Regions from separate parts of the Homo sapiens genome. Here region 2 is linked to region 1. The links are chromatin contacts, found by Hi-C or POLR2A ChIA-PET in ENCODE. All regions are on one chromosome and are shown on one strand. Each heading gives the region's core, a stretch centred on a gene start or an enhancer-like site at or near the end of the contact. The rest is flanking DNA. Distances are from core to core; before and after follow the strand shown. Region 1 overlaps CTNNAL1 (catenin alpha like 1). Region 2 overlaps TMEM245 (transmembrane protein 245).

The links. Hi-C counts contacts between places; a loop is a spot of excess contacts on that map. ChIA-PET counts read pairs that join two places held with the same protein, here RNA polymerase II (POLR2A).
Region 2: a loop to region 1 is called in a map of Panc1, with 3 times the contacts of the local background. The contact joins two enhancer-like sites. A Hi-C loop is called at or near these places in 1 of 168 maps with a recorded cell type or tissue (Panc1). POLR2A ChIA-PET finds 5 or more read pairs at or near these places in 5 of 52 experiments (BJ, H1, WTC11 and 1 more).

What each region holds. Positions count from the first base shown.
Region 1 is chr9:108,960,530-108,966,533 of GRCh38, forward strand. CTNNAL1 (catenin alpha like 1) reads right to left here. Exons shown (of 19, transcript NM_003798.4): 11 at 4,849-4,999. Among named protein-coding and RNA genes, the nearest start is that of ABITRAM, 29 kb to the left of the region's middle. Within about 2 kb of position 2,947, at least 4 of the 41 ENCODE cell types and tissues checked have a DNase peak (open chromatin) inside an H3K27ac peak, as active enhancers do.
Region 2 is chr9:109,063,781-109,069,689 of GRCh38, forward strand. TMEM245 (transmembrane protein 245) reads right to left here. Exons shown (of 18, transcript NM_032012.4): 10 at 697-787. Among named protein-coding and RNA genes, the nearest start is that of MIR32, 20 kb to the left of the region's middle. Within about 2 kb of position 1,676, at least 2 of the 41 ENCODE cell types and tissues checked have a DNase peak (open chromatin) inside an H3K27ac peak, as active enhancers do.

The DNA.
Region 1 (6,004 bases), core at 1,697-4,196:
GTAGTTACAGAACTGAAAACCAAATTAAGATTCTTGGCACGATTGTGATCATAACTGCCCTACATAGTTTAGTTAGAGCTGCATCTCTATAAACTGAAGCGTAGTCATATTTACTCTGAAATGATTGAAATAGAACAAAGGGAATTCAGCTTCCTTAAAGGAAGGATAGAGACCGCAAGCTCTGAGATAAGGCTTTTTTCTGACACTTATTATCCAAAATAATCTCAAATTCTAAACTGACACATATTCACCACTAAGGAAAAGTGGAGTCTTTTAGGTGTGGTCCCTTCTAATACAAGGACCACAGCCTCCCTGGAGGTTTGGGTGAGAAGGCAGAATGGGATGAAAGCAGAAGACAGGAAGACAAGTATTGATTTTTACCTTCTTGAAACAATCCCAGGAGGTCCTAGTGTGAAATTTCAGTGTCTGGGGTTAAGGTGGACAATGACCTAGGTCTCAGACTAACTTTTAGCATGTGAACACTAAAGCCTCCCTCCTATTGCTTAGCGTGATGTTTACCACTTAGTTGGATGGTTGAATGATACTTACAAGTATGCCTGGTAGTTTGCCAATCACAGGAGGCAAGTTATGCAGAGCAGAACTAAGGTGGCTAGAATACAGCAAAGGCTTTTCAACAATAGTCATAACAGGAGTCATAACAGCAGCAAAGAGAAATCAGGACCTGAAGAATACACCTTTGTATGGAAAGCAGTGGGCAGGTGCAAGGTAATGAGCAGGTTTGTCACATCAACCATGCATAACAGGAAGAACAACACTGTGGCACTGGATTCAGTTCAGTCAGAATGGTTAACCCAGAGATGGACTTCTTTGAGGAAAAAGCTATGCTCATGAGGTTCATGATAAAAATCAGGACAAATAAAGGCAGTACACACAATCAACCAACTCCATCTCAGTGAAACCTACATAAACCCTTCCTGAACAGAGAGGCACTTTCCCAGTGAAACAATAAGTGTCTCATTGACTGAAGGCTGAGGCGTTTCCCACGTAAGAAGGAATTTCTGTTCAGTCCTTAGGAAGTTTGGGTAATGCTGATTTTTTTTAACATAAGTTAACTGAACCTAAAGAAGAGATTATTTACATAATATCCAGCTTGAAAGTAAAAGAAACCACAGTGCTCACATAGTCTGAAAACAGGCATAGGATGTGCAAGCAGTATTACACATTATTTCATTTACATCCATTGAAATAAAGAAACAAACTCAAAAGGGCAGGTAATGTGCCCAGGATTCCATTACTAACAGATTGTTTTACCTCTTCTGTAATTTAGCTGGCCCCATCCTCAGCCAATAAGTGGACCAACCAAAACAAGAATACAGTCATTACTTGTTCCTTGCCCTGTACTTCCTGGGATCTCTCAGTCATTTCTGAAATAGCTTTGGGAGGGAAAAAAGCAGAACTCAGAGCTGCAGTTGTGAGCATTTTTCACAGAATTGGTTCATTCTCATTAGAAAACTTTAGGATTGGAGTGGAGTTTAACTGCTTGAGTAATAGAGTATGGGTAGTTAATAAAATTTCATCTTTGGCATCATTCAAACCTCAGTAAGGGTCCCAGCTCCTATAGTTTACTCACTGTGGGATACTTCGAGCCTCAGTTTCATCATTCATAAAATGTGGAAATAATACCTGTCTCCAGGGTTACTGAGAGGATTAAATGAGAAAATGGACATCCAGCACTTATGAAAGTACCTGGAACCCAGTACATTCTCAAGAGATGGCAGCTACTATTATTTTTATGGTTATAATAGTCACGGGCCTCTGAAGGATCATGTTTACAATTTTACCCACAAAGACCCTAGTAGCCTGTGGCTTTTACTTTTCCTTAAACTTCCCTAGCTATTTTTTTTAAAGAGCCTAACTTTGGTAGAAGAAAGGCAAATCTCAGAGACAGAAAAGGAGAACACTGAATTAATGTTGCATTAGATGTCCGGTGAGAGGAATCTTTCAGAGGGTGTCAGTTCACCATTGGAGAAGGGATGAGCTTCATTTGTACAAAGAAGCAAGGAGTTTACCTTTGCTTCTGCAGATCTAGAGGTTTTCTACGGTGGGGCCAGACTGGCTAGTCCTCCCTAGAGTAGGAGAAAGGACATAGGGAGAGATGGATGCCAGAAAGTAGGAGAGATTGAGATTAAGTAAGAGAAATTGGACCTAATGTTTTCTCATAAACTATTTAGTTTTACCACAAGGTAACAGTGGTCATGATGCTGATGCTGATAGAGGTAACACTTGTTGAGAATTTACTGTGAATTAACTTATTTTATTTAATCTTCACACTTACCATATTAGGTAGTTTTGTCATCATTATCCCCATTTTGCAGATGTAAAACTTGAAGCATAGAGAGATTAAGTTAGGAAATAGCAGAGGCAGGATTGGAACCTAGGCAGTCCACTTCAGAACCTGTATTTCAACTTCTACCCAATTCTATCCCTAACATGAGATTAGCACTCAGATCTCAGAGGAAGGAAGAGACCCCTTGATGGAAAATGCAACTTGGGTTTGTTTTCTGTTTTAAGGAAAAAAATTACTTATATTTATAGAAAGAAAACCCCCTTGCCAAGCTTATCAACCTCTAATTGCTACCGTAATTGCTACTCAGAACATCGCCTGGGATTAAGGCAGAGAATAACTGTTAAATGACTGCTATCTTTCTTGAGAGGGGGGAAAAGCCTGTTATAACTCCTCTTCTTATGGAAATAAAAGAGAGAAGAAAATAGACCAAAATGCTGGTAGAACAGCCCGATTTAGAAACTGCGAGCATCTCAAACACAAAGAGGAAGGGGGCTCAGGCCCTTGGTCAAGAAAACTAGAACCATATCCATTTCAGATGATGATGAACTCACTGGCCTAGGGACATGGAAGAAGTACAAGTAATGAAAACTCAGCCATAGCCCATGTTTACAAGAATGAAAACACAAACCTCTTCAGCACTGAAAACACTATAGGAGATACCTGTACTAAGCTCAATGGTGTTCTGGTAAAGAGGAGAATCAGCTGGCCAGGATTGATGCCATATTCTTTCCAGAATGGCTGCAGCTATTAGTAAAGCTTCTCACAGTGCACGTGGAACACGTTTACAAGTACATAAAGTCAGTCACATGCCAGAAAAATAGCCATCCTGTGGCACTCCTCCAGCCTCCCTACTGGGCTGATGTCATGGGCTGATGACAACTGATAAAGCCAGAAGACAATATTCCTCTGGCCTTTAAAGAGAGCCAGCCAGGATAAAGACACAGTGCAGGGTATATTCATGCCCAGAAGTCGAAAGTACACTAACTTCAGGTAGTGCTCACAAAAGACTTTTAGAGCTGACAGGTCACTGAGATCACTGAGCCTAAGACTTTCATTATTGAGTCAAGGACACTTGGGCCCGGAGCAGGGAAAAGCTTGCCTAACACCAGTTTGAGAAAGACCTGGGCCTTACAGATACTCCAGGATAACCCACACCAGGTATCTTATCACAACAGCAAGCCACTTCTCTTCATTTCCCAACAGTCCCTAAGGCTAAGTGACCACTCTTCTTTTTAAAAGTGGATCAATTATATCATTTACCTTTTAATATCCAAAATTTGGCTCATATGAAAATCTATGTAACTATAAATACAAAGCATCAAAATGATTTGCCATTCAGACTATCACAGAAATTTTTAAATGTGGAAGCATGGTAAACATTTATCATACTTTACAAATGATGTTATAGCTATAATTCTATTATGCCCTGATTTTTAAGCAAATTAACATTTATCCTAAATGAGTATTTTTAAAATATGAAATGTTTAAATGGGCATACTCAATAAAAAATATGTAATTTGATATAATTGTAAATGACATTTTATTTAAAAAAATAAGCAAGCTTTGACACTACAGAAGCCATTTGAAGAGAAAAAATATAAACATGTAAATATAAATAACAGGACACACAGTACAATGGAAAATAAACAAAACTTCCACTCGGTATTAAAATAAAGAATAAAAATGATGCCTTCCTATACATTGTATGGCACTATTCTACATGTTGTAGAAATACCAATGAACTTACCCACCACAGGCAATATTCCAAGATTATGTAGTCATCAAGGAAAGAGATTCCATCCAAGTGGAAGGAAAGCAATTCAAAAATCAAATAACTACATTCATTTCATTATGAAGTTAGTAGAATTAAAACATAGAATTACTGCATTATAGAAGAGCTGTTGTATTATAATTAAAAAACAATTCAGAAGAAATTTAAAAATGACTATTTCAATAGGAAAACTAGGATGTTAATATTAATTCAGAGATCTACTATGCTGTTTGTTTTATTTATTTATTTATTTATTTATTTATTTATTTTTTGAGACAGAGTCTTGCTCTGTCGCCCAGGCTGGACTGCAGTGGCGCCATCTCAGCTCACTGCAACCTCCGCCTCCCGGGTTCAAGTGATTCTCGTGCCTCAGCCGTAGTATCTGGGATTACAGGCGCACATCAACACATTCGGCTAATTTTTGTATTTTTAGTAGAGACAGGGTTTCACCATGTTGGCCAGGTTGGGCTCGAACTCCTGGCTTCAAAGTGATCCACCTGCCTTGGCCTCCCAAAGCGCTGGGATTACAGGTGTGAGCCGCCACACCTGGCCTACTACACTGTTGTACAACAAACTTTACTGCTTGGATACTAAAATAAAGGAGGATAAAATAATATTTTTGTAATTTTTTTGTGAACAATATTTTACTACAAAAATAACCCAGCTGGGTTACGACAAGAATTCATTTGCAGTTGAGGTTTGGCATTAAAAAACTAACAAGAGTTACATTAAAATAATAACATATTTCATTATGTGGACAGTTTCTCACCTCGTCTTCCTTCAAACACGTCATTGATTTCTCTCAGCAGTGTTGACATGTCACTAATTTGGGATTCCCAAGCTTCACAAAATACATCTAGGTTTTCTTTAGCAATTTTACTAGATGGATGCAATGTCAATGTTTCAGCAGCAGAAATTATCTAAAGAAACACAATATACACCTGTGTGAATTTCAAAATCTTAGCCCTCAGAATCACTTTGAAGACCAAAGGTAAGTAAGTCTGCTGTTCAATTCAACTCAATAAACAACTATGAAGTAATTTCTATACACAAGCTCCATGTTGGGCAATATGAAGATGCACAGTAGGACAAAATTTGCTGTTTCTTATAATCTGACCTGCAGACAAATAGTATGCATTATTATATACAAACCTGCATTCAGGGAGCAATTCTCTTCACTCAAGTAAAACTCTGTTTGAACAAAGTTGTTCCCATAGAATAATTCAAACAGTTATACTCAGACCACAAAAAGTGTACTGTATACAGAGTAGCAAAGGTAGCAGTAATAGTGGTGGTGGTAGTAGCAGTGGTAATAGTAGGAATGGTAGTGATAATAATAAGTAACATATATACACACCCATGAGTACTTGGTAGATACATGCTTGAGATACTGTTTGGTGTTTGAGATACATTAATACATTAATATCCCCCAAAATATACAAATAAAATACTACTTTTTCCAAATAAGCATTATTCCATTTTTCAGCTGGAAAAGTTGAAGCTCCGAGATACCCAGTAACTTGTGCCAGACCCTATTACGAGTATACACAGAGTTGATATCTAAACTCAGATCTACCTGATCCAAGTTCAGGCTCTTTCCATCACATCACACTGCCACTCACAAAACACTTGTAAAGAGGGCAGAAATCATCCTGGTACTTTTACGTACCACCACATGGGCTAAATAAATGTGTTGAATAAATAAATAAATTGTTGCAGAGACTGCTATGTTTTCATCAAAATCTGTTTGTCTTCCCTCTGGATACATAGGAAGATTACATTTCCCAGCCTCCCTGGTGGAGACATATGGCCACGAGACTGAGTTCTGTCCCCACTTGAATGTGGGTCACCACTTCCATCCTAACTGATCCAAACCTCCCTCGTGCCCCTCAGTGCTCTCTCCCTTCCACATCTGATGGTTCAAT
Region 2 (5,909 bases), core at 426-2,925, 100 kb after region 1:
TCAAGCACACTCCTGTCTCTGCATCTTGGCTCACACAAATACCCTTCTTAAAATCCACTCTTCCTTGATCTGCCATTCCTTCAAGGTTTATCTCAAGTGCCACATCAAAAGCACTTAATCCAGTTCTGGGCACACACTGCGAGCATGCTACAGTAGAAACAAAGGATTTGAAGTTAAGCTTCAGTTTCAAACCAAGCTCTGCAATTTACTACACGACCACTGGGAACTGACTCAGCCTTGCTGAGTCTTGTTTCCTCATCTGCAAAGCAGGCAAAATAATTCATACTGCAGGCTTCTTAGAAACAGTAAAAGAAAAAAAAACAAATATTAAATGAAAATAACTGGAAACTGCCAAAGACAGTTATCAGCAGACAATAAGATTTAATATGCATTAATACCTTTTTCTCTACAAAGCCTTATTTGACTACCCAAACCAAGTGATCATTCTGTCCTAACTCACAAGTAATGAATCACATCTATCTTGAAAAAGTACATGACCAACCTCTCAGATTGTTCAGGGTACTACCCCTATTCAATGTGATCTTTCAAAAGATTTCATTGTATGTTGCTTACCTGTTTATTTAAGCCTATTTACTGCTGTGAATAGCATTTCTACTTATGTTTTATCAAAGCAACAAGCAACCACCAGTAAAGACCCTGAAAAGAGAAAGCCACAAAGAAAGTTTCTTCCCTTACCTTGTGAGTTATCCATTCTCGTCCATACTGATACACGTTGTTAGCCGCAGAATTCAGGGCTCTTTGGACTACCTGAGCCTCAGGAAGCCAACTAATGTAAAACAAAGAAAAAAATGAAAAAAGTACACTTTCTGTGTAGTGTACCAATAATGCTTTGAACTTGATATGCTTAATCCATAACAGACAGACTGTTGATCATTCACCAATACACAGATACCAAAGCATCATGAGCAGGACTTCCAGGCTTAACTGTCCTAAGTCTCTAACATTCAGGATGTCCTTTCAATCTTTCCTTAGCTTTTATTTATTTTATTTTATTTTTGAGATGGAGTTTCACTCTTCTTGCCCAGGCTGGAGTGCAATGGCACGATCTCGGCTCGGTGCAACCCTGCGACTTCCACCTCCTGGGTTCAAGTGATTCTCCTGCCTCAGCCTCCCAAGTAGCTGAGATCATAGGCACGTCACCACGCCTGGCTAATTTTGTATTTTAGTAGAGATAGGGTTTCACCATGTTAGTCAGACTGGTCTCAAACTCCTGATCTCAAGTGATCCACCTGCCTCAGCCTCCCAAAGTTCTGGGATTACAGGCATGAGCCATGGCACCAGGCCTCAATGTTTCCTTAGCTTTTAGACCCACTTTCCCCACAACCTCCCTTTCATTCTACTCTGCCTGGTTTCTCTGTTCACATGTCCTGAGTCACCTGCCTTATTCAGCACCAAAGAAAATGGTTCTGGGAGACTGGGATATTCAACATCTGGGACAGGGTTCTCAAAGTGTGGTCCACAAACCAGCAGCATCAGAACTTTTTGGAAACCTGTTAGAAATGAAAAATTGGGGGCCCAAACCTAGATCTACTGAAAAAGGAACACGACTAGGGCCCAGCAATCTGTACCTTAACAAACCCTGCAGGTGATACTGATGGCATGCTACAGTTTGAGAATCACTAATCTAAGGAAGTGAAGAAATCAGAAAGAATGCAGGAAATGAAGAAGGTGAATCATTATCCTCAAGTTGGTTATCTACTGAAGATCTTTTAAAGATAGAATTCCTGAGCAAAGTTCCAACTATGCAAGGAACTATAGCCCACAGCTTTACTTGTTGTGCAGTGAGAGGTGGCCTCCTCATTCTTCTGTTGACTAAGCAGGCTGTACCATACACCTTAATCAAGAATCCTTTACACAATCCTAATGTTTTCCACAAGAGAAAATATGTTCACGTATTATCTAAATTGTTCCTCTTAATAATATACGCTGGAGATGTTGACATTCACAAATTTAACAGTCCTCATTTCAACTATTCCAGAGTGAAGCCAAAAGGTGAAGGCAAGCAGAAGCTAGTCATTTACTTTCCTGAGGCCCCAAAATGACACATCCTACAAACCTAACACAAAAGGGTCAATTAGGTAAAGTCAAATGTGCAACATCCTCAACTCACAGCAACTTTATGTGCTGTGTATGAGAAAGATGGTCATAAAGAGAAAGTCAGTTGCCACTGACAGCCACAAAGTCATGGTGCCTAGGAAAGTGGTCTTTAACCAGAAAAAAATAAGAGATCTTTTGAATAAATTAAAAAGTAGACTATTAAACCAGTAGTGGGTTGAATCTTAAGTATTAACCAGTTTGTCCCACACTCCAAATAAAGTATCTGTGAAACTTCTTGGCAAATGCCTCAGTCCACTCAAACATTTCTCAGCAAGGCCAGCACGCTGGCTCATGCCTGTAATCCCAGCACTTTGGGAGGCCAAGGCAGGCAGATTACTTGAGGCCAAGAGTTCAAGACCAGCCTGGCCAACAAGGCAAAACCCCGTCTCTACTAAAAAATACAAAAATTAGCTGGGCATGGTTGCACAAAACTGTAGTCCCAGCTACTCAGGAGCCTGAGGCACAGGAATCACTTGAGCCCAGGAGGCAGACGTTGCAATGAGCCAAGATCATACCACTACCCTCCAGCCTGGGCAAAAGAGCAAGACTGTCTCAAAAAAAAAAAAAAAAAAAAAAAAAATTTCTCAGCAAGTAAGACAAAATTTCAAACGTTTAGAGACACAAATATAATAATTTACAGTATAAGCATATAAACAGGAAATCTGGGTCACTAAACTGAAATGTGATTCGGGAGAAATTAAGTAGCTTTTAAATTACTCTTTTATACATTCATCAGTGGCTTGAAGGGACTGCTAAATATTTTCAATTATATGGTAACTTATAATTGATATTATATTGATATATTGGTATTATATTGATATTATATATTATAATGATAACACTCTCCTGTAGTGTTATTCAAAAGTGTGAAGATGGGCAGGGCATGGTGGCTCACGCCTGTAATCCCAGCACTTTGAGAGGCCGAGGCGGGTGGATCACCTGAGGTCAGTAGTTTGTGACCAGCCTGGCCAACATGGTGAAACCCCGTCTCTACTAAAAATGAAAAAATTAGCCAGGTGTGTTGGTGTGCGCCTGTAGTCCCAGCTACTTGGGAGGCTGAGGAAGGACAATTGCTTGAACCCAGGAGGCAGAGGTTGCAGTGAGCCGAGATCATGCCATTGCATTCCAGCCTGGGCGGCAAGGGCAAGACTCCATCTCAAAAAAAAAAAAAAAAAAGTGTGAAGATTCATAGAGGTATCTGGACAGATCCTTAATGATTCACAAATGTCTATTGGGCCTGGGAAAACGTCTTATTGGCCACTATGAAAACACTTTCCCAATGTACTCACACAGGTTTCCTAAGAGCAACAAATGAGAGGAGCTGTTTTGGGGACAAGGTAGAGGTACTGGCTCAGTCCCAGCCTCCCTCAAGAGACATGGGGCCAGAAACACAGGAGCTGCCTTAGCTGGGCTGTACTCCGGCCTTACACCTCTACAGCCCCTGAACTGAGCTCCTTCCTTGGAGATTCACTGCCTCAGCCTATCACTAACTCCCCTACTCACTCAAGAGGGATCCCTCAGCAGAAACCAATGCCCTACAGTTTAGACTGGTCTGCCTTCACCTTCCTGGGTAAAGGTTAATCTCTATCACCTACTACCTACCAAGAGAACAACCCTGATTAAAAACAACTTAGTTTAGCCTACTGGGTTTCTCCCAAGTAAGCGAAGGGATAAGTGCAACTGAGAACCATTTCAGTGCCATCTCCTAATGAGGGTCCTGAGGCACAGGAATCAACAGGCTTGAGACAAGTCAGGAGAAAGCAGAAAATGAGCTCCCGACTAACAACTGCCGAAGACAAGAATCAGTATGTATAACATCATTATTTTCTTTAGAGCTCCACTAAGATGATCCTAATCTGTCTAATTTACCCACCAGCTTACGAGGCACATCCAGCAGAAGTCAAGGGACTACATGGGCCATATAAAACCACACCAAGTTGGAAGAAAGGACATCTGGACTTATTCTTAACTGTATCTTCTCCACTAGGAGTATCTACATGAATCCCCTACAAGGTCAACTGCCCTCCTGCTGACAGAATCCACTGAGTACTGAGAGATGCAGGAAACCATTATCATTATTTCATGCCGACCCCTACTATTTCCAATCCCATCCCCACCTATCTGCTGAAAAAGAATCAGACCTTCTATGAATCACCAAAGTCTAAGCAACTTCAAAAAGCCTTCCTTGGCCGGACGCGGTCACTCAAGTCTGTAATCCCAGCACTTTGGTAGGCCGAGGCAGGTGGATCATGACATCAGGAGATCGAGACCATCCTGGCTAACACGGTGAAACCCTATCTCTACTAAAAATACAAAAAAAAATTAGCCGGGCGTGGTGGCAGGTGCCTGTAGTCCCAGCTACTCGGGAGGCTGAGGCAGGAGAATGGCGTGCACCTGGGAGACGGAGCTTGCATTGAGCCAAGATCGCGCCACTGCACTCCAGCCTGGGCGACAGAGCAAGACACCATCTCAAAAAAAAAAAAAAAAAGGCCTTCCTTTTGGGAGGCCAAAGCGGGTGGATCACTTGAGGTCAGGAGTTCAAAGACCAGCCTGGCCAACATGGTAAAACCCTCTCTTACTAAAAACAAAAAACTTAGCCAGGCATGGTAGTGCGTACATGACTGTAATTCCGGCTACTTGGGAGGCACAGGAATCGCTTGAACCCAGGAGGTGAAGGTTGCACTGAGCCAAGATCACACCACTGCACTCCAGCCTGGGTTAGAGTGAGACTCTGTGTCAAAACAAAAACAAAAACAAAAACCTTCCTAAATGGAACATTAATTGGCAATAAAAAAGAACAAACTTGATACCTACAACATCTTGGATGAGCTTCAAGAGAATTATGCTAAGCAACAAAAAGCCAATCTCAAAAGGCTGCATGCTCCATGACTGGATTTACGTATTATTCTCAAAATGATTTTATAGCTATGGAGAACTGATCAGTGGTTGCTAAGAGTTAGGGAAATATTGAAGGAAAGGGTAGAGGATGGGTGTGGCTGTTAAGGGGTGGCATGAGGAAGCCTGCAATGTAACAGTTATGTACTGAGTGTGTTGATAGCTGACATGAAGCTACATAGAGGATGAAATCTGAAGGTCAGTGTATTATAGCAATGCCAATTTCCTGGTTTTATTGTACTATAGTTATGCAAGATGACAACACTGGAGGGGATGGGGTGAAGAGTATATGGGTCTTCCCTGTATATGTCTTTGCAACTCCCTGTGAATCTATAATTATTACTTCAAAATTTCAAACAAAAGACAAACCTTTCTTCTACTACCTGATCTGGGGCTGCTCAGATTGTGTGCCTTTGATACAGTTGCAGAGAGAATGCTGCTACTATTCAAAACCGGTACAAAAGGGCTCTGCATTGACTTCCAGTACAGAAGAATGACCCAAAGAAAAGGAGCCCTCTGGATGTGAGGGCTGAGGCTGAGCCCTAGAGGACAACATTTGGAAGGTCTATCATCCTATGAAAGGCTCTATCCACTTGCCTAGATCCCAGGTGGCTCCTTCCTAAAATCCCATACCTGATACATGTTGGTTCCTCCTTTTTCCCATTCTCCTTTTAAAATGTATTATATCCAAAGAGCCAGAGGACAGAAGACCTCACTTCTTACTTCAAAGATGTATGGCCCCTAATTTCCCGCCTTCCCCGCTCCACTGAACTCACAGTATTTATATCCATATCCATTCTGACCTGCTTTCCCCAGCTGTTCCATTCGTGCCATGGATTCATCTCATGCTTCATCCTCAGAGAAATGCACTAAGAATTATCTCTCTCCTAATATTT